2 separate regions of the Homo sapiens genome follow, and region 2 is linked to region 1. The links are chromatin loops, found by intact Hi-C in ENCODE. Cell type or tissue: PC-3. All regions are shown on one strand. Each heading gives the region's core, and the rest is flanking DNA. Links, peaks and the distances in the headings are about the cores only. Region 1 overlaps PTPN14 (protein tyrosine phosphatase non-receptor type 14). Region 2 has its middle 15 kb from the start of PTPN14.

The links. Peaks named below come from ENCODE experiments on the same cell type or tissue, not always from the same donor. Only the 100,000 strongest peaks of a DNase experiment are listed, where the experiment ranks them.
Region 2: it touches region 1 in a loop (2.0-fold over the local background); 13 of 110 quality-filtered maps call a loop at or near these places.

The regions. Positions count from the first base shown.
Region 1 is chr1:214,477,196-214,488,142 of GRCh38, forward strand. All of the region lies in intron 1 of PTPN14 (protein tyrosine phosphatase non-receptor type 14), which reads right to left. It also overlaps the pseudogene AP3S1P2. Among named protein-coding and RNA genes, the nearest start is that of PTPN14, 69 kb to the right of the region's middle. RefSeq lists an enhancer at 6,386-7,094. In PC-3, for the core only: a CTCF peak has its summit at 4,921; no DNase peak of the experiment used is centred there; H3K4me3 peaks cover 1,162 bases; H3K27ac peaks cover 1,479 bases.
Region 2 is chr1:214,561,074-214,572,020 of GRCh38, forward strand. No RefSeq gene overlaps it. Among named protein-coding and RNA genes, the nearest start is that of PTPN14, 15 kb to the left of the region's middle. In PC-3, for the core only: no CTCF peak of the experiment used is centred there; DNase peaks (open chromatin) are centred at 5,838, 7,428 and 8,488; H3K4me3 peaks cover 1,293 bases; H3K27ac peaks cover 4,680 bases.

The DNA.
Region 1 (10,947 bases), core at 1,550-9,549:
ATCAGAGGGGAGAAAGAATGAAAACAGGTATGAACTAGTATCAGCTGTTAAAGAGTTGTATAATCCCAACTGATGTAACCAAATGTTAATTACTAACAGGGAAAAACAAAGCTTCTAAACAGACATGGTCGTGCTGCTCATTAAAGGTATACTGCGGCCACACATGCACGTACATGCACCACAAACCCATTACAATTGTTCTTTCTTCTCTCTGTCCCCTGCCTTGTAAAGACACACAACACACACATACCCCACACTACTTAAGTGGACACTTGGAACAACTTATGTTGTACTAAGTAGCTCTCAGTGATATTACAAAGAAAAAGAACCTGTCTAATGCTAACACAGTAACTTTACTGTTGTAAAAATAATTTGTTAGCATACTATCATTCCTGTTACCATCGGTGACCTCAAAACAAGATTTGTTCAGCTGCTTGCATCCGTGCTGAGCAAGCCTGGGCCTCTAGAGATGAGATACTGCATGTGGGGATGGCTCTTCCCCTGTCTGCAACCCTGTAGGGTGTAAGCACACTAAGGAACAAGAGGGCAAAAGTCAGGTGCTTCAGTTTTCAAGTGGGACTCTTAGCTCTTAAAAACTGCAAGACTTAACTATGTACAATTTCTAACAAATTTGTATCTAATAAATACAGCAAATACTGTACAGAGTAAACCTAATTCAAGAGACTCCTTTTGCTCTTCTGATTTATGTTTCAGAATGCTAAGGATTTCAAACCTCCCTAGGAATAAACACCATTTACTAAAATTGTTGTACATAAGCAAAGAAATCCACAGAAAAATACATGCGTACTTCTTCTTCAATTAGATTATAAAAGGGCAGAAACCAACAAAGTTTTATATATTATTTGCACCCCAAATCCCTTTGCACTATAATTAGCACTGACTCTGAACTCAGCAGTGTCACTCTAGGGAAACTTTCATTGGAAATAAAAGCAATGAATCTTAAAAATTCTGTATAAGGATGCTGCATTCAACGTCATTTGTAGTAGAGGGTGGCAATTTGTAACAACCTGAGTATCCATAATACATAGTTCAAGTACATTTTGGCATATCTACATTATTTAGGCTATTCTGCAGTTATTAAAAATGAGTTCAATCTATATTAGCTCTGAACAATGCTCATGATGTGTTACTAAGTAGGAAAAGTTGCAGAGTAATATATAAGGCAAAACCAAAGCAAATAAACCAGTTACCTTGTGTATGTTTAGGTTTATATGAGCTTGGAGAAAACCAGGGAGTATTTCCATACTCAGAGATATAAGAGGAGGAACAGAGAAGAAACATCTACTTTCTCTTACACAATCTTTGGATTATCACCATTGTATTTGGAAAAAAAACAAAAAACAAAAAAACCTTAATCACCTAACATATGTCCCTCCTAAATACTATATGTAAGAAAATTTGGAAGAAGGGTTCCTTCAGTAGAACACTCATGATTCATTGATCGTTTCAGCTATAATAGCCTTTAAATGATTACTATGTGCCAGGAAGTGTGCTAAAGACTTTTACGTGTATTTTCTCATTTATCTTCACACGTCCAATTTACAGATAAGGAAACTGAGGCTACATAACCTGGCCAAAGTTCCAGAGCTAGCAGGTGGCAAAGGCTGGCTCCAAAGCTCAATCTTTCACCATTAGGTTATACCATAAGATGTACATTTACATAATAAAATAAGTAACAATAGTCAATTATTTATTAATAAATACTATTTAGAGCACTCTCCCATTATCACATGGCTTTCAGCACCATATACAATCATACATTGACTAAATACAAAATGTACAAAATAGTACATTTTGCTTAAAAAAAAAAAAGGATCAAGCATTCCTTTTTAAAATCAGAATTTTTTGGTCTGGCACAGTGGCTCATGCCTGTAATCTTGGCACTTTGGGAGATCGAGGTGGAATGATCACTAGAGTCCAGGAGTTTGTGACCAGCCTGGTCAACAAAGCAAGACCCACATCTCTACAAAAAATTTAAAAATTAACTGAATGTGGTGGTGCATGCATGTAGTCTCAGCTACTCAGGAGGCTGAGGCAGGAGGATTGCTTGAGCCTAGGAGTTCAAGGCTGCAGTGAGCTATTGCATCACTGCCCTCCAACTGGGGCAACAGAGCAAAACCCTGTCTTTTTTTTTTTTTTTTGAGATGGAGTCTCGCTCTGTCGCCCAGGCTGGAGTGCAATGGCGTGATCTTGGCTCACTGCAACCTCTGCCTCCCAGGTTCAAACGATTCTCCTGCCTCAGTCTCCCAAGTAGCTGGGATTACAGGCGCCCACCACCAAGCCCGGCTAATTTTTGTATTTTTAGTGGAGATAGGGTTTCACCATGTTGGCCAGGCTGGTCTCAAACTCCTGACCTCAGTTCATCTACCACCTCAGCCTCCCAAATTGCTGAGATTACAGGCGTCAGCCACCGTACCCGACCCTGTCTTTATTATCCAAAAAAAACAAACAAAAAAAGACTTATTAAAACAGCTTATGTCCTGAAATTTATTCTTTTGAATTATTAGGGTTAGAAAGCTCAGTCGTTTTCTATTTTACCTAAATATTTTAATAACCTTTAATATTTTCTGATTATAATTCATTATAAGAATATTGGAAATGACAGAAAACTAAAAGAAAAAAATCACCCACGTCACCACCCACAGAGGACCAATATTAAAATGTTTGCATATTTTATTTCATCATTTTAATTATGTTTAATTTATTGTGTAACTGAGATTGTACCATCTTATTTGATATCTTTCATTATTTATGATTACTATGTATTATTTTCTCATGCTATTAAAATTTTTTCAAAAACAATTTTAAACTGTTGCATAATATTCCAGTGTATGGATCACCATTTATTTAACCATTTGCTATTGTTGACAACTTAGGTTGGTTCTAATTTTTTGCTATTTTTCAAAAAGAGTTCCCTATACTTCTGATTCTTTCATTGGAATAGATTCTTCAAGACTGTTATTGAGTCAAAAACTACATATTTTTAGAAGTCTCTTATTGCATACTCCTAAATTGCTTCCCAAATAACTGTTAAATGCAGAGGCTATCACAAATGACTATGATTTCCATTTCTTCACTTATAAGATGACTGAAACAATATGTTTTCTTAACCACTTCCATAAAAAGAAAAGACCCACGCTTGGAGTCAAAAGAACCAAGTTCTTGCTATAGCTTTTTTCTCTTACTGGGTTACCTTAAGCATGATTCCTCAAGATGGCAGAAAAGCTTTAGTAAAGGAGAATATTGATCCCAAAAGGGATACCTCAAAGTCTCAATGTCTTCATGTGACAGGAAGTCTAAGAAGCAGAAAGCCTCCCAAAATCCAGTCTGTAACAAATAGGTGAACTGTGAATCTTAGGCATGGCCCTGGGTATGATCAACCATCAAAAATATCAACAATCCTATCTCTCAATAGCTACAGTGCCATGTCACAGCACCTCAACCTCGGAAGCAGATCTAAGGATAGCTTTTGAAAAATGTAATACTGTTGCCCCCCACCAAGTGTTAACTACAGAAACATTACTTGGCCCAAACATCAAATGACTGTACTCCCTTATATTTATATATCATTTTCTCAAAAACCATTATTCCCACAGCACATAATATTGATCTCAATATTCCCCAAAGAACAAGAAAAGGCACCCTCTCTGCCTACCAAGTCGTATGAAGTGATAGGTAAGGATATGAATAGAGCAGCAGATATGCTGGGCGGCTGGGAAGAGAAGAGCCCACACAGAGGCAAGGGCGAGAAAGAAACAAGCAGCAGATGAAAATTTGCAACCATCCACACACTGTTCTAGGGCTCAGGATAATCTACAAAACGTGTCAAGTAAAAAAGGAGAAAAGGAGATGACAAGGGTACATAATGGCTCAAAGAGAAAATAAGAACTTCAAGTAAGATTTTTTTGTGTAAAGATTATATCCAATCTCACTTTATTTCACATAAATGCAACATTTGAAACAGAAGCAACTGCAGGGTCAAACAAATGCAGCACAAGAATAAAAACTGCCGGGCGCAGTGGCTCACGCCTATAATCCCCAGCACTTTGGGAGGCCAAGGTGGGCAGATCATCTGAGGTCAGGAGTTCGAGACCACCATGGCCAACATGGTGAAACCCCATCTCTACTAAAAATACAAAAAAAATTTAGCTGGGCGTGGTGGCATGCGCCTGTAGTCCCAGCTACTTGGGAGGCTGAGGCAGGAGAATTGCTCGAACCTGGGAGGCCAAGGTTGCTGTGAGCCAAGATGGCACCATTGCACTCCAGCCTGGGAAACAAGCGCGAAACTCCCGCTCAAAAAAAAAAAAAAAAAAAAGAATAGAAATTAAAATATTCTAGTTATCTATTACATATGATTTTTGAAAACTGTCTCATTTACACAGACACTGGAGCCTTATGAAGTCATCAGTTTTCTCAAGAGTACTGCTGCTCTGAAGTAAGATTGGTAAACAAGGATTCCAATACAGACATTAAAATAGGCAAGAATGAGCTAGGCGCGGTGGCTCACGCCTGTAATTCCAACACTTTGGGAGGCCGAGGCAGGTGGATCATGAGGTCAGGAGATCAAGATCATCCTGGCTAACACAGTGAAACCCCATCTCTACTAAAAATACAAAAAAAATTAGCTGGGCATGGTGGCGGGCACCTGTAGTCCCAGCTACTTGGGAGGCTGAGGCAGGAGAATGGCGTGAACCCAGGAGGCAGAGCTTGCAGCGAGCCCAGATCACGCCACTGCACTCCAGCCTGGGTGACAGAGCGAGAGTCTGTCTCCAAAAAAAAAAAAAAAGGCAAGAATGAAGACTTCTTGCTATTACCTGTGCATGGATACTCTCAAGACACTCAAGACAAAATGAACTGATTTGGACACACAAAAAAAGTAATGGTGCTTAGTCATTTATTAGCTAAATTAGAACCTGTAGGTGATGCTAAACACTATCAAATAAAAATTATTCAAGGTGACCATCCCTTGATAGCTCATTCCAGTAACAACTTTTTTTTTTTTTAGTGATAAAATATACTTTTATTTACTTTGTTGAGTCAGAGGGTTGTAAAAAAAATTATTGCTAAAGTAGATATCAGGCAAACAGAAAGGTGCTTTAGAAGTCCAGTTACCTTGGAGTTTATTTAAACTAAGAGAAAAAAGTCATAATGTTTTCATGCAATACATACTTGGTTCTTTAAATAACAATTGTGTGACAAATAGCAGAAGGAATTAAGGAATGCTGCACTTGTGATCCATACAAAACACCAACATTTTAGGTTGCACATAATTAAAGAAATATCTGAAACACTTTTTAAAACACTGTAGTAGCCAATACATAGAGGCATGCCGTAGATGGGCACCCGAATGCAGTTTAGAAAAGAAAAAAAAAAAATCACATAGAAACTACTCAATTTCTTTAAAATCACTGAGCAAGAAAAGCAACGTTGAACTTTCATACTGATTTTACACAACTTCTATATAGTACCTTGACTTAAATCCAAGAGCAAAAGTTAAGACTCTCCTCCTCTATTTTTGGTAAACAACTGCATGGTAAACTTAGATGACTCTTCCCCCTGGATTTTACCTGGGAGTGGCCTTTTTACATTTTTATTTAAAAGAGGACAGGTTTGGCACTTTTATACTGATGTCACCAATGTTAATATTTCTTGGGATCTCAGGAAGATTCATATTCTTTACAGCTGATACAGCACAGGCTGGAGCTCCCACTAAGCCACCCTCAGATTTTTCCAGCTTACTTTGTGCATCAATTTGTGTAACAATCTCATTCATGTTTGTCTCCAATACCATTCCCCCCATACTATTTCTGCAAGAATACTGTGAACCTTGTCTACATGGAAAATCAAATCCAGTTCACAGACATTTTCAAAACATTTGTCTAATGTTTCCACAAATACTTGAATGACATCTAAAATGCCAAGTTCACTTTCTGAAGAATCTACACAGAAGACAAAATATAACGTTGTGTAATGTCTATAAATCAGTTTGTTGTCAGATCCTCCAATTAATAATCCCCCTTCTAGGAAATTACAAACATTTTCATCTCTCTTAGATACCAAATGGAAAGTCTCCCTGATGATTTGCTGTTGTGTATCTTCACTGTAGGGGCGGTAGAACTTGGAGAGCCGCGGCTTCCCGTGGTTGTTGAAGATTAGGATCGCCTTGATCATGGCTGTGCCAGGCCGACCGGGTGGGCACTGGTGGCCAGGGCGGGAGCGGGCGCACAAGCCTCGCCTAGTAATCTTGCCTGCGACCCTTCCCCACCCGCCTCCAGTTAACAACTTTCACTGTCTTGAAGTTTCTTCTTTGTAAAATATACTTACTCTACTGCTATTTTTATACTCTGTTATGCTATTTACAGACTCTACTGCTAATTTAATCTATTTCCTCTTGAAGTCTTTCATTTTAAAAGGGCAACTGGGTGCCATCTTCTCTACACTGCACCTTTATATATTTAACTCTCATTATGACACTCACTCCCTCATATACTCCGATATAAATAATCCTACCTTTCTTACTTTTTCTTTTTAGGTATTATTTCTTCACCTTTTAATTATCTCAGTGGTTCTCCCTTAACTCTAAATTCTCCTTGTCTTCTTAAGTTATAGCACTAAAATGAAACAAATTACCTTTACCACCTAACTCATAGAGATGGGCTTATTTAACAGAAAACACAGAGCAGGCCAGTTGGATTTTCCCATAAAATCTGCATTTGAAAGAAAAGAGTTCTCACCAGAGAAAGACCCTTTCATCTCCAAAAGATAAGCATGTTATCATTTGTATCCAATAATAAAGAATAGGACAAAAGGAAAAAGAAATCGTAGAATGGGTCTAGAAAATATAGGTGTATTTAGTTCCTTGCCTGGCATGGTTATTTTAATCCAGTCAATCATTAGGAATTTGGTGTTGGATGTGGTGGCTCATGCCTGTAATCCCAGCACTTCAGGAAGCCAAGGCATGAGGATCTCTTGAGCCCAGGAGTTCAAGACCAGCCTGATCAACACAGTATCACCTAGTCTCTATAAAAAATTAAAAAATTAGCCAGGCATGGCAGCACACACCTGTGGTCCTAGCTCCTCAGGAAGCTGGGGCAAGAGAATAGCTTGTATCTGGGAGATCAAGGCTGCAATGAGCCATGATCCTATGATTGCATTACTGCACTAAGCCTAGGTGACAGAGTGAGACCCTATCTCTTTAAAAAATAATAAATAAACATGAATTTGGAATTAGAAGTTAGGAGATGGCTGAGTTAAAGTGGTAAAATGCAGGTGTTCCCATTTTTTCCCCAACTGAAAAATCGCTTCAAATCATTGAGAAAACAAGATACAGATGCAAAGAGTTCCATGTTTGATGAAACAAGGGGGTTTCAGAAACCCCCCCAACACAACATATAAATACAGAAGGTAAAAACCTGGCAGAGAAAGCTAAACTTGCTGTCTGTACACTTAACTTTAGAGACACAAGGTACCAGGTGTTTTGTTTTGCGAGGGAAATGGGTAGGTTATGGGTAGGGAAGGACTTGAAAATAGGAGACTTGTTTGAATGTCTTTATTCCTCTCCATGCAGATGGGAACAGAAGGTCATTAAAGGTCTCCAAGAGGGATGTCTTCAGGGGAAGCAAAAGTGCGAGGTGCTGAGATTATCTGAAAAGGTTGGACAATGTGGAAAGTTATACAAGAGGCGTTTGTTTCACAAAGCAGTTGGAGGTGTGTGGGAAGACTTAGATGTTCAAGGAAAACCAAGAGAATGAAAAGGTTAGGCATTTTCTCAAGGAAAAACAAAAATGTGTTCAACAAAGAAAATGCCATCTCAACACCACACTTGTCTTAGCAGTAAACAATAATCACTTATTCATATCGAATAGAAAGCATTGAGCTGAGTCTAACCAGATTATTAGTGCTGCTAATTATCCTGGAAGGACAGTGGAGGAGAAGATGGAGCATAAATGAGATTAAATCATTTATCACCCACCACCACCACCATCCTAGCTAACATTATTGAGCACTTACTGTGTTTCGTATTTTTATTCTGAGCACTTATAAGTGAGCCTCGTATCTCTCCCAGGAAGCTGCCACAAGACAAAAAGCACCGTGAAGCATTCTAGACTCAAAACAGAGGAATGCTTCTAGCGGAAGGAAGGATCCCCTTGACTGCATTGAAGGAAGCTTTGGAATTCTTTCAGAAAGGGGAACAAGAGGAGCATTTCATTCAATTTTGGGAAATCTGTGATAACCACCGGGATCAAGTCCTCATTAGACAAGTGGTATGAAATTCTCCTTCCTGTAATTGCTGAGAACAGATGAATATGGAAGAGCTAATGGACTCTGAGCTGGCAGAAGTGGACCTACAGGTAAATTCAAAGTACAACTGACCTAGACTTCCAACTCCTCACCTCCAACCACTGAGTAATACAGAGGCGAATGTAACCACAGACATGGAGAGTTTCTGTACTGCGCCTAAATGCATGAAGAGGAACCACCACAGGGCTGAAGACATCTAGTCTTTTATATTTCTTTTTTTTTTTTTGAGACGGAGTCTCGCTCTGTCGCCCAGGCCAGAGTGCAGTGGCGCGATCTCAGCTCACTGCAAGCTCCGCCTCCCGGGTTCACGCCATTCTCCTACCTCAGCCTCCCGAGTAGCTGGGACTACAGGCGCCCGCCGCCACACCCAGCTAATTTTTTGTATTTTTTAGTAGAGACGGGGTTTCACCATGTTAGCCAGGATGGTCTCGATCTCCTGACCTCGTGATCCGCCCGCCTTGGCCTCTCAAAGTATTGGGATTACAGGCGTGAGCCACCGCACCCGGCCTAGTCTTTTATATTTCATTGGTGAGTCCTTGTTCACAGATATCCACAGGTGCTGGCACTTAAAATGATCAGAATTACTCTGCAGGCAGGGGTAGAGGGAGGGGTGTTAATAAGTTATCATCAATAAATGTTCATGTCCCAAAACCATACCCTAATTTAACCAAAAATCATAGTTACCATCTATGGAGCACTTCCTCCATACTAAACTGTACATATGTTATCTCTCATACTCATGTCATCAACTCTGTAGAGGCATTATCCTCAGTCTACAGAACAGTAAATCAAACTTTACAGAGTCTAAGTAACTTACCTGAGATACACTAGCTAGTGATGGAGCTCATACTGTCTCCATTAGGCTACATGGTCTCCCATCTTCCAGAATATCTTAAAGTATGAGCCTTTATTGTGATTTTTCCTTAGATTCTAGTGGGATACAGCAAAGTAAGTCTCTCCCAATGGAAATATAACTTACAGCTCACCGCCTGCTGACAGTGTTGTATAAAACTACTTACCACATTAGAGAAATAGATTCTTCGGAGTACTTAGGGTTGGGACAATAGGAACAAAGTTGCTAGACTACCCAGGGCCCAGAACAAAACGGAAAAAAACTGAGATGAGAGGCAATGGGAGGCTAGAAATCAGGGTCTTGACCCAATGTATGTGTTTGCTGGAGGCACACACCCAGGGGCATTTGCTAAGCATTGTTCCCCTTCTGTTTGAAAAACAAAAACAACCTCCCTGAACCCTCTCCCATTCCCCCTAGTAGTGAACATAGGCCAAACTCAATACTGCAGTGAAAAAAATAAATCAAAACATGCCAAAGTTCTCAGATGTTTACATGGCATATCCCATGCTTTAACTCTGGTACATCTCCGTAAATCTGGAAAAGTTGACCCCGTCACCCAGATGCATCAACCTTCAGCTATTCACATTAATTTATGCGCTTTGATCAGATCCCCAAAGCATCTATTTTTTTTTTCATTCTACCACAAAATAATAAATACTGGAAAAAAATCTGTATGCTTTTATATTTTCACAGGTAAGTGCAGAAATGAACTGCATTGCATCCACTTCTTTTAACCCAATTCCTATACTAAAACAAATTCAAGTAAAATATGCCTATTTTTCAAAGCACAATCCTAAAGTCACTAATTCATGGGTAGTTCACATATGACTAGAGAAAGAAAAGGAGAAGGAAAGACAGGAATTAAAGTGAAAGACAGGAATTAAAGTGAAGGAAGGAGGAGGAGGCAGGGAACACCTTATGAGAGATCAGCCAGACTAGAATTAAAGAAGGTGCATCAAAGACTATTACATCCAGCTGGGTGCGGTGGCTCATGCCTGTAATCCCAGCATGTTGGGAGGCTGAGGTGGGCAGATCAGCTGAGGTCAGGAGTTCGAGACCAGCCTGGCCAACACGGTGAAACCCCGTCTCTGCTAAAAATACAAAAGTTAGCCAGGCATAGTGGCATGTGCCTGTAATCCCAGTTGCTCAGGAGGCTGAGGCAGGAGAATCACTTGAACCCTTGAACCCAGGAAGGAGAGGTTGCAACAAGCAGAGATCACGCCACTGCACTCCAGCCTGGGAGACAGAGCAAGACTCCGTCTCAAAAAAAAAAAAACGACTGTTACATCCAATTAGAAGAGCAACAGGGCAAAAAAGCTCCATCAATATATACTTTGCAATTAGTCTGTGAAGAAGGTTTGAAAGCACTTTGTTGAGAGCTAACATGTTAAGCAGTGACCTAAAAGATGAAAGATAAGCTGGCTGGGTTGTAAGGCCCCTTCTCTAACACACCTGGGAAGAAGAGGTAGATGCTGTCCATATGATCTTGGGCCAATGGCAACATAAATAGCTGCATTTGAGAGAGAAGGAGGACCAAGCATTACAGGATCGCTTTCCTGGAGATGCTATGACATTCCTCCAACATTGCAGTCATGTTAGCAAGAGCAGACAGATGCAGTGCAGAGTTGGGACCTAAAGTCCACATCTAAAACACTGTAGCCATTCAGCCCAAAGACCTTACCCTATAACAACAGTGAATGGCACAAGGGAGAAAGCAAGGGTCCTATACACCATACAACACAGAAGCCAACCTTTTAAACATTAAGAGCGTC
Region 2 (10,947 bases), core at 1,092-9,091, 83 kb after region 1:
TTTTTTTTTTTTTTAATATATGGAATCTCACTCTGTTATTAGGCAGGAGTGAGGTGGCGCGATCTCGGCTCACTGCAACCTCTGCCTCCCGGGTTCAAGCAATTCTCCTGCCTCAGCCTCCTGAGTAGCTGGGACTGCAGGCGCATGCTATCACGCCCAGCTAATTTTTGTATTTTTAGTAGAGATGGGGTTTCACCATGTTGGCCAGGATCGTCTTCATCTCCTGACCTTGTGATATGCTCCCCTCGGCCTCCCAAAGTGCTGGGATTACAGGCGTGAGCCACCGCGCCCGGCCCATGCTGCTTTTCTGTCTTGTCCCAAACCAGAAGCCTTGTAAGTTTTCCAAGATCACCAAGCTGGTCAATGATAGAGCTGGGGCTCAAACTCTAATCTGTCTGACTCTAAACCTTGTGCTTTTAACCCCAGCACTACACTCAGGGTTTTCTGAGACTTTAAAGATGATCACATCAAATTATCCATCCAGCTAAAAATTTTATTTTATTCCAAATATTTCCTACTAAAGGAAACCTGGGCTCCTTGGAGAAATGGCAAACTCTTGGTCTCAGGGTGAAAAATATACAAGAAAACTTACAAAAGAACATGGGTTTTGGTGTGATTTTTTCCTTCACTGTGTTAATGTGGTATATCACATTAGTGGATTTCATATGTTGAACTGTCCCTGCATCTGAGGAATAAATCCCAGTTGGTCATGGTGTATGCTCCTTTTACCGTGCTGTTGAATTTGTTTTTTTGCTAGCATTTTGTTGAGGATTTTTATATGTATACTCAAAAGGAATATTGGCCTGTAATTTTCTTTTCTTGTGCGTCCTTGTCTGGCTTTGGTATCAAGGTTTCAAAATAAATTGCAAAGCCATAGTATTTAAAACAGTATGCTACTGGCATAAAGACAGACATATAAGCCTATGAAATAAAACAGAGGTCCCAGAAAAAAATCCACACATATATGGTCAATTGATCTTCAACAAGGGTGCCAAGAATACATAATGAGGAAAGGACAGTTTCTTCAACAGATTGTGTTGGGAAAACTGGATATCCCCAAGCAAAAGAATGAAATTGGACCCATATCTTACACCATATGCAAAAATAAACTCAAAACACACTAAATATTGAAATGTAAGTCATGAAACTGTAAAAGTTCTAGAAGAAAACATAGGGGAAAACTTCACGATACTGGCCTTGGCAATGATTTCGTGCATATGATCCCAAAAGCACAGGTAACAAAAGCAAAAACAGACAAGTGAGACTACATCAAACTAAAAAGCTTCTGCACAGCAAAATAATCAACAGAGTGAAAAGGTAACCTACAAAATTGGAGACAATATTTGCAAACTGTATATCTAATAAGGGGTTAATTCCCAAAGTATGTAAGGAACTCTTACAACTCAGTTGCAAAAATCTAACAACCTGATTTTAAAAAGGGCTAAAAACCTGAATAGAGGCTGGGTGTGGTGACTCACACCTATAATTCCAGCATTTTGGAAGGCCGAGGAGGGAGGACTGCTTGAACCTAGGAGTTCAAGACCAGCCTGGGCAACAAAGTGATATCCGAGATCCCATGTACACAAAAAATTAAAAAAATTGGACATGGTGCATGTGTCTGTTCTCCCAGCTACAGAAGGGCGCATCGCTTCAGCCCAGGAGACTGAAGTTGCAGTGATGACCCGTGATCACAGCCCTGTACTCCAGCCTGGGCAACAGAGCAAGATCCTGTCTCAAAAACAAAATAGCACAAAAGTTATACATAACCAAAGGACCAAATGACTCAGAAACTACCTTGAAATACACTTTCATGGCTAAAGAAGGGCCAATTTTACCATCAACAGGAAAATAATGGCAATTAGTTGAAACACTTCAACTGTGTTTAAATCCCTAAGTTCACGATGGTGCAAGAAAAAAAAAGTAATTAGTCACCAATGGAACCAACTTATTATTTTGAAAAACGATAAATGGATAGAAATAAATCATTCATCTTTTTTTCTAAAAAATGATACCACTGATTAGTCATAGATGAGAATGGGTTTTCCATTATGGAAATATTCTAGATAATAAATGAAAAAGGATGATAAAATTAAAATACCACCATTTTGTGGCTTTTGGTACAGTAATGGATCCAGGCATGACTATCAGTGGTTGCTAACATGACAAAAACAGAGATGATCAGACATTAGACTATCACCATTTTGTTCTGAGAAAGATAGCCTCAATCTACCAAATCTGTAGAGCAGATTCAGCTACCAATTTACAAAAAATACCTGAACAAAGGAATATGTTCAAACAGACTCAGAGACGCAATCAGAGGAATCTAGGCTGTGGAAAACAATAGCAAATTTTTTTTTTTTTTGAGACGGAGTCTCACTGCTGCCCAGGCTGGAGTGCAATGGCACGATCTCGGCTCACTGAAACCTCCGCCTCCCAGGTTCAAGTAATTCTTCTGCCTCAGACTCCCAAGTAGCTGGAATTACAGGTGCGTGCCACCACGCCCGGCTAAATTTTGTATTTTTAGTAGAGATGGGATTTCACCATGGTGGCCAGGCTGGTCTCGAACTCCTAACCTCGTGATCCACCCGCCTCAGCCTCCCAAAGTGCTGGGATTACAGGCGTGAGCCACCACGCCCGGCAGGAAATTTTTTTTTAACAAATACATTTCAAAAAGAGGGGGAACAAATAGGAGTACTCTATAGATTAAAAAGGACTTAAAAGACATATCAACTATCTATCTCATGTGACCTTACTTGTATCCTAATTCAAATAAACTCTAAAACAAGAAAGCCATTTATGCTCTTTATGAAGAAATTTGCACACTGGCTGGATAGATATTAAGGAATTATTGTAAAATATTTTAGATGTGATAGCTGGCATTGAGTTTATGTAACATTAAAGAATCCTTCTCTTTTAGAGTATTATTGAAATACTTATGGTTGAAATGTTCTGGCATCTGGGTTTTGTTTCCAAATAACACAGACATGGGAAAGGGGTATATAGGCAAAGCAAGATTGGGCAATGAGTTGATGACTCATGAAGCTGGGTGATGGCTATGTGGGGGTTAATTATACTATTATGTATTATGTTTAATTTTGAAAAAGTATGAAATAATAATAAAGTTAAAAACCTAAAAGTTTTTAAGAGAAATATATATTACAAAATAATATATTTTCTTTTTCTCTCTCTCTCTCTTTTTTTTTTTTTTTTTTTTGGTGAGACAAGGTCTTGTTCTGTTACCCAGGCTGGAGTGCAGTGGTGCAATCTTGGTTCACTGCAATCTCTGCTACCCTCCTACCCCCATGGCTCAAGCGTCCATCCTCCATCCTCCCACCTCAGCCTGCTAAGTAGCTGGGACCATTTTATTGTATTTTTAGTAGAGATGGGGTCTCTGCCATGTTGCCCAGGCTAGTCTCGAAATCCTGGGCTCAAGTGATCCACCTGCATCGGCCTCCCAGAGCAAAATAATATATTTTCATCTCAAACAATGTTGAAGTACATAATTAAAAGATGGGTTGTCTGTTTTGATATCCCATTTCTGTCTTAACATTCCCTGAAGGTAATCACTTTAACTCTATACTGATGCAGACAAAAGTTTTATGTGGTATGTATTATATAAATAATGTATTATGAATTATATATTTATATATGTAAATATATTTTGATGCAAGAAAAATCTGAAGTTAAACCTTAGCTACTATAAAATGCTGACTGTGAGTCATTCCACATATTTGGGTGAGACAAGTTTTTTTTTTTTAGTTATATATGTATATATATATATATATATATCTCAAACTGTTAACAATATGGAGAAAAGTGACATTTTTGTTGGTGTCAAATTTGGGATTTGAACTTGTCAGAGTAAGTTCAAAGGTGTCTCACTTTGGAGAAAACACAATATAAAAATTTTGAACTTACGAAACAAATTTGTTTTGGATTGGTTAGAAGGAATCTTCACTAAAAACAAGTAGCCATATATAACCAAGGGCTCCCTTAAATTGTGAATGCCACTACTGATTTTGATTTTTACATTTTGTTAAATTTAGGCACAACTTTACAAACACACCCCATGGTTTATGATCTGGATTTGAAGTCAGGAGACCTGAGTCTTTAGACAGGTAACCTTTGTGTTGGGCATAAAAATAACTGGTCAATCCTATTAATTCAGTTTTTTTAAGCATCTGTTTCAGCTAGAATTGTTCCATTAAAATAGCTAGTTAGTAAATCACAGTAGACTTGTCCAGGAAAGAAAAGGAGAAAATAAACTCGGCAAGCATAAAAACATAAATAGAAACTAAGTATCATATCTACATGGACCTTACTTAAAAAGACTTAGTGTGTGCATGGATCTTATTATTCTGTCTTCTGACAAGAAGCAGAAAGATGAATTTGTAGGGTCCTTATGCATGCAGGGAACCACCTACTCCCACCCATCTGTTAAGGCAGCTCCATATGTTCTACAAAATCAATGTAATCTTTTTGTTAAAATTTCTCCAATTAGGGAGATAATGTTTCTGTCCAGTTTTCCCACAAACTCCTTATAAACAGTAGAATGTAATCTATTACAAGCTATATGCAGATTAATATTGACTAATGTGGATAATTTTTTCCCATGTACATAAGGTAATGTTAACATGAATTCCAAAACTTTTTTTTTTTTTGAGATGGGCTCTCACTTTGTTAGCCAGACTGAAGTGCAGTGGTGCAATCATAGCTCACCGCAGCCTTGAGCTCCCAGATTCAAGTGATCTCTTGCTTCAGCCACCTGAGTAGTTGGGACCACAGATGCATGCCACCATGCCAGGCTGATTTTTTTCTTTTTAGTAGGGATGGGGTCTCTCTATGTTACCCAGGCTGGTGTCAAACTCCTGAGCTCGAGGGATCTTCCACTTCAGCCTCCCAAAGTGCTGGATTTACAGGCATGAGCCACCATGGCTGGCTTCAAAAACCTTTAATAAGCCCCTCCTGTTTGCTAAATGATGATAATACAAGGTTGAGTAAGACATGTTTTGGGCTGAACTTTTAAAACATCTTCCATATTTAGACCGAAGCAGGTCTTTGTCATCATCTTTCTCTCTTCCTGTACTTAACAAAGCATTTTGAATAAATACATGAAATTTGATAATGATGAAGAATGTGTTTTTTTTTTAAATAATAGAATATAGGGAAAATGTTCAATAGCTAATTTTCTTGAAGAATATTACTACCACATTTTTCTGTATTCTTTAAAGAAGAATCATTCAAATTAAATGATGCTTGACATAAAACTTCAACAAATATTATGACATCATGAAATGAAAACAGGAATAAGATTCAAGAAAACAATCCTCAGTAGAAACATTGACCATCATTTCTCTAAAATAGCATTTTTCTGTAAGAGCTATAAATGAAACATAGAAGAATATCCTAACTTCATAATTCCTAAAATATGAAAATCATACAAAGGAAGTAAACAATGCAAAAATAAGGACCAAAACATTTCATAAATAATAGCTGTTATGCAAAGTGAGTTACATTCCTCTGTGTATTTAATATATGACTGAATACGTGCCTTTACTGATTTGCAGCCAGCAAATGCACTGGTATCAATTTTAGTGTAGAAAGCAAATGTTACAAAAAAAAAGTTTGAGAAATTCCCTGTATCTGTGGAGGATTAGTCATCTCTTAAATTCTGTAACCAAGAACATAAATGTTAATATATATTTGTACAAAACTATCAGTTTCTTCAAAAATGTGCAGAAATAAGTGACTTATTAAAAAATTGGCAGGATAGGAATTTATGATTCATGTGTAAGAGACCCTCCATTCCAGCTGTTGGTAGCCATGCCTGGGCTCCGGCCTCCCTGTGTGACACATGGTGAGCTCACCACCGTGTCTTAGCAAGAGTTTGTAAGGGGAGAAAGTGACATTTTCACTTGTACTAAAATTGAGATTTCATCACAGAAGTTCAGCAGTGCCTTACTTTGGAGAAAACCTAATATAAAAATTCCAAACTTATGAAATACATATTTTGGGGGTGGCTTCTCAGTCAAGGTAAATCACCAGAGCTGTCAGCATAGGCTTTTTAATATTATGTGCAGCAGCATTGATTATTAAGTATGAATTCAATATCTACACTAATTTTCATACCCACACCTTTGATTTAGGATTGGGACATGAGGTCAGACATATGTGATTATGACAAGTTGTAACAGCTGGCTGTGTGACTCTGCAGTTCACTTATAGGCCCTTTTACCCTAAAAATACAATAAGGGGAATTGGCCTGAAGACTTCTTTAATTCTAAAATTGTATGATTTGCTGATTTCTCTAAGATAACTCTCTGGTGCATTTCTGGCCTCAGACGTTCACAGTTTCCTCACATGTTCCTTCCCCCAAATGTCTGATTTTAAAAAGCAGTGGTTTTGGCTAATGCTGTAGGAACTACGCTAGTAGTGGATTTCCCACAGTTCTAGGACTATAGCTATCTTACATCTGGGTTTTTCAGGATATACCAATAAAAAATAATCGCCTAGTCTCCAAACACCAGCACAGGATCTGGGTACTGAGGTGCCCTACAGCTAAAATATACTAATGACTGTCTCTAAAATGTTAATACATAAAATTTCTTCAATTTCCTGTGTATCTCTCATACAGTGTTTTAAATTTCTAGTGCCTGTTACCACTTGTCTATTAGTGGAAAATAGCAGTGTAAACAAGTAGCAAATTAACATATGTGGGAAAACACAGACCACTGACTTTTAATTCTCTGTTTATGCCTATAAGCTTATGGCTATAATTTTCTATTTCTACACATCCCATCATCATTTATTAATTCAACAGCTATATCTTGAACTCTTACTATCTGCCAGGCCTCATGCTGGGCTCTAGTTGCAAGTGCACAAAACTAGACAGGCTCTTTGCCTCATGGAAGCTACAGTCCCACATGGACATAAATGTCAAATAAATTATTATGCCAAATGTATTCATAACTGAAAATTGAGTTAAATGTCATGAAGTAAAAAAGGAAAAACAATATTAAGGAAGAAAATAAGTCTCCAAACCCAGAACTTGGGATATTTGAATCTTCAAAGCAATTCATCCTTACATAGGGTGCCTCCTATAGATAATGCATGGTCTCTGAGGCAAGGCTGGGGAGTGCAGAACAGCCTGTCCTTCTTTTATATCCTCAGGTGCCCAGGTATCAACTTTTCTTTTTCCTCCTTCAGGAAAACAACAACAACAAACAGGCCCTTGTGTACATCAGGTTATGAAAAGCGATACCTAGCAGGTCCAGTGACCACCTAGAATTAGCCGTGACAGTGAGCTCCCTGTTGCACGTTGTAAATGGCAAGTGAGAAAGCATTAAGTAGATTACTAGACATCAGGACTCACAGCTAGGCCATGGGGCCAAACCCTGTGTTTGTTTTTCTGTCCTCATTTTGCTTGGCTTCTTGGCAGCATTTCACATGTTGACTTAGACCTCTTTCCTGAAGCACAACTCCTCTTGGAACATTCATTTTTGTTTTTGGCTTTTTTCCCCATCCCTCTAGCTGTTCCTTCTCTACCTTATCTCTAAATGTCATTACCTAGGGTTCAGTCCTGAGTACTCTCTGTCTTCTCTCCTCGATTAATCACAACCATTCATGTAACTTCAGATGCCATCTGTATACTATGACTCCCAAATTTATATCTCATTTTGAACCCTCTCTTCTGAGCTCCACTATCAAAACTGAACACTTGGCTGGGCACAGTGGCTCACACCTATAATCCCAGCACTTTGGGAGGCCGAGGTGGGCGGATCACCTGAGGTCAGTAGTTTGAGACCAGCCTGGCCAACATGGTGAAACCCCGTCTCTACTAAAAATACAAAAAAAAAAAAAAAAAAAAAAAAATTAGCCAGGTGTGGTGGCACTTGCCTGTAATCCCAGCTACTCAGGAGGCTGAAGCAGGAGAATCACTTGAACCCCGGAGGTGGAGGTTGCAGTGAACTGAGATCGCGCCACTACACTCCAGCCTGGGTGACAGAGAGAGACTCCATCTCAAAAAAACAAAAAACAAAAAATAAAACAAAACAAAACCTGAACACATCATTTGCATGCTTTGTGTTCCTCCCTCAGTCTACCCTGTTGCATTAAATAACACCACTATCTACGCAGTTCTTCAAGCCAGAAATCTAGGAACATCCTTGATGCCCTTACCTCCCACCACCTTCTTCGTCCATCCCATCATGTCATCTCCAATCAGCTCACCTCTTCCCACACTCTGCCAACACACTAGGGCAAGCTACCATCATTTTCCACCTGAACCGCTACAGTCACCTTCTAAGTGTTTGTCTGCCTCCATTCCTGGCCCCTCCAATCTCTTTTCCATGATGCAGCCATTTTTCTCCAAGTTAAAAACCTTCAATGGCTTCCTACAGTAGTTTGAAAAATAAGCCCAAATATTTTACTATGAATCCTGCATGATCTAACCTCTGCAAACCTCTCCAACCTCATCCTGAGTCATCACTGTGCACTGTGCCCAACATACTGATTTCTTTTTCATGATCTTATTTATGCCAAAGTTGTTCCTATCTCAGGGCCCTTGGGTATGTTCTTCCCTGTGTAAGGGGCATGGTTAATCTCTGCTTTTCACATAGTCAGCTCCTTATCCGTTGAAGGCTCAGTTTAAATATCACTTCCTCAGGTCTTCCAGATCACTCTCTGTATCAGGGTTCTCCAGAGAAACAGAACCAGTAGGATGGATGGATGGATGGATGGATGGATGGATGGACAGACAGATAGATGGGTAGGTGGGTAGGTAGATTAGATAGATAGATAGATAGATAGATAGATAGATAGATAGATAGATAGATAGATAGATGATAGATAGATAGATAGATAGATAGATAGATAGATAGATAGATAGATAGATAGACAGAGAGCCAGCCAGATGCTTTCACATTGTCAGGGCTGGCAGGTCTGAAATTTGTAGCAAAGGCTGGCAGGCTGGAAACTTTTGGGCAGGAGCTGCAGTCATGGGGCAGAATTTATTCTCTTCCTCAGGGAAATCTTAGTTTTGCTCTTAAGCCCTTTTAACTGATTATAGGAGGCTCATCCACATTATCCAAGATAATCTCCTTTACTTAAAGTCAACTGCTTGTAGATGTTAACCAGATCTACAAAATGCCTCCACAGCAACACCTAGATTAGTGTTTGATTGAAAACTGGGTACTATAGCCTCACCAAGTTGACACATAAAGCTAGCCAATCACTCTCTGCTAGAAAGATTTGACTCTTTTCCATCTTTATGTAGTTGGCATATGCATCTTATTTCCTCCTATCAGTATCTTGATAAGAGCCTAGAATATTTTCCTTATTACTGTTCCCAGGGCTGGACTGAGACACTTTTGACATGCAATAGACTTTCTGGGCTAGGGAATTGCTTTTATAAACTCCCCCTCACCTGTATTTTTCCATTCCAAAATGTTGCCAATTAGATATAATGTTTAAGCATCAAACACTGTAAAAATGTAAACTCCACAAGTAGTAGTGATGGTTATCCTGCCATTGGGAATTCTAAGCAGGTCTTGGTAAAGAAAGGAAAAGGGAAGATGTTTGTCCAGTTCACGGTTTTGAGTCAGGCTCACTCTGACTCACAGAAAAGTACCTCCTGTGACTCCTTTTCCTTCTAGCCTCTACTGTTTATATCTTTGCTTTAATTTCCTCCTCTGTCTTCACCATGGATTCCTATAACTCCAAATAGTCTTGCACTCGAAGCTGATTATTTCAGAATACTTAATGTCTGAAGTTCCCCCAAATTAGCATCCAGATGTGTTATTTAGCATTCGTGAATACTGAAATTTTCCTTGCAAGAAAATAGTTCTTCTATAATGATAGAACAATGATGCACTTTCCCTCTTATACAATAATAGGAAGAGTACACATTGTAAAATGGCAGAGGAAAACATTGTTTGAAAGAGACAGAGCCTCAATCAATTAACAGGCATGTCCTGCAAAAAGCTATGCAAAATTCCCCCCTTACCAGATAATGGGAGGGAGAGTGGAGATGGAGAAGTTCACTTACTGTAGTCAGGTGACTTCTTTAGCCATAATGACGCTAAGGTTCTTAAACATGGCAAAATCTGAGGTATTGACACATTGGAAGCAGACAAAGACTAGACATGATTTTCATTAATTCTCATCCATATTAAATAAGTGACATCTACAATCTTTGCACAGTGAAGGGATGAGGGAGAAACTAGTGGGGTTGTCAGTCATGTGAACCACTTGCTTTGCCTCCTTCTTCTGATAATGATCTTCCACCCAACTGATTGAACACTCAGGGTTGGGAGAAGGCAGGAGTGGTGACAGGATATTATCTTCAATTTGGTCTGCTTTTCTTATCTTTAGAAGTACCAACAGAAGGGAACAGAGGTTGAAATTAATGAGGTGGAAATGGGATTCTGAATTATCAGTGCATTTTAATCATCTCTGCTCACCCTTGCAGGTTGACTGTACTCAATTTCCTTTAGACTTCCCTAGGTAGAGAAGTCTACACTCATGAGAAAGAATAATTTCTGTCCTGGAAGCTCTATTCCCTGTATTATTTTTAAAGGAGATTTTAAAACTTAAGGAGGCCTCAGTAGAAAAACATTTCTACATTTGTTTCTTCGAAAAAGACTTTAAAACATCATTTGCCAATAGAGAAAGGGTTTTCCCTACTGTTTTTGGAGCACATTTCTGAAAAGTCCCTCTCCGTGAATCCTCTGCATATGTCCCTCAGAGAAGACGAATGTAAGTAGCATCATATGCCCTCGATGCACTGATTTCTTCCTTGGTTTGTCTTGTCCTGGTCAGAGAAATAGCTTCCATTCTTTTGGATTGCTTTTAAATTCTAATGTCAGAGAACTTCAGTAAAAACCAAATATGGGCCTAGGTTGACGTGCAACAGATTGAGAAGTTGAAATAACATATTGCCTGGACGCA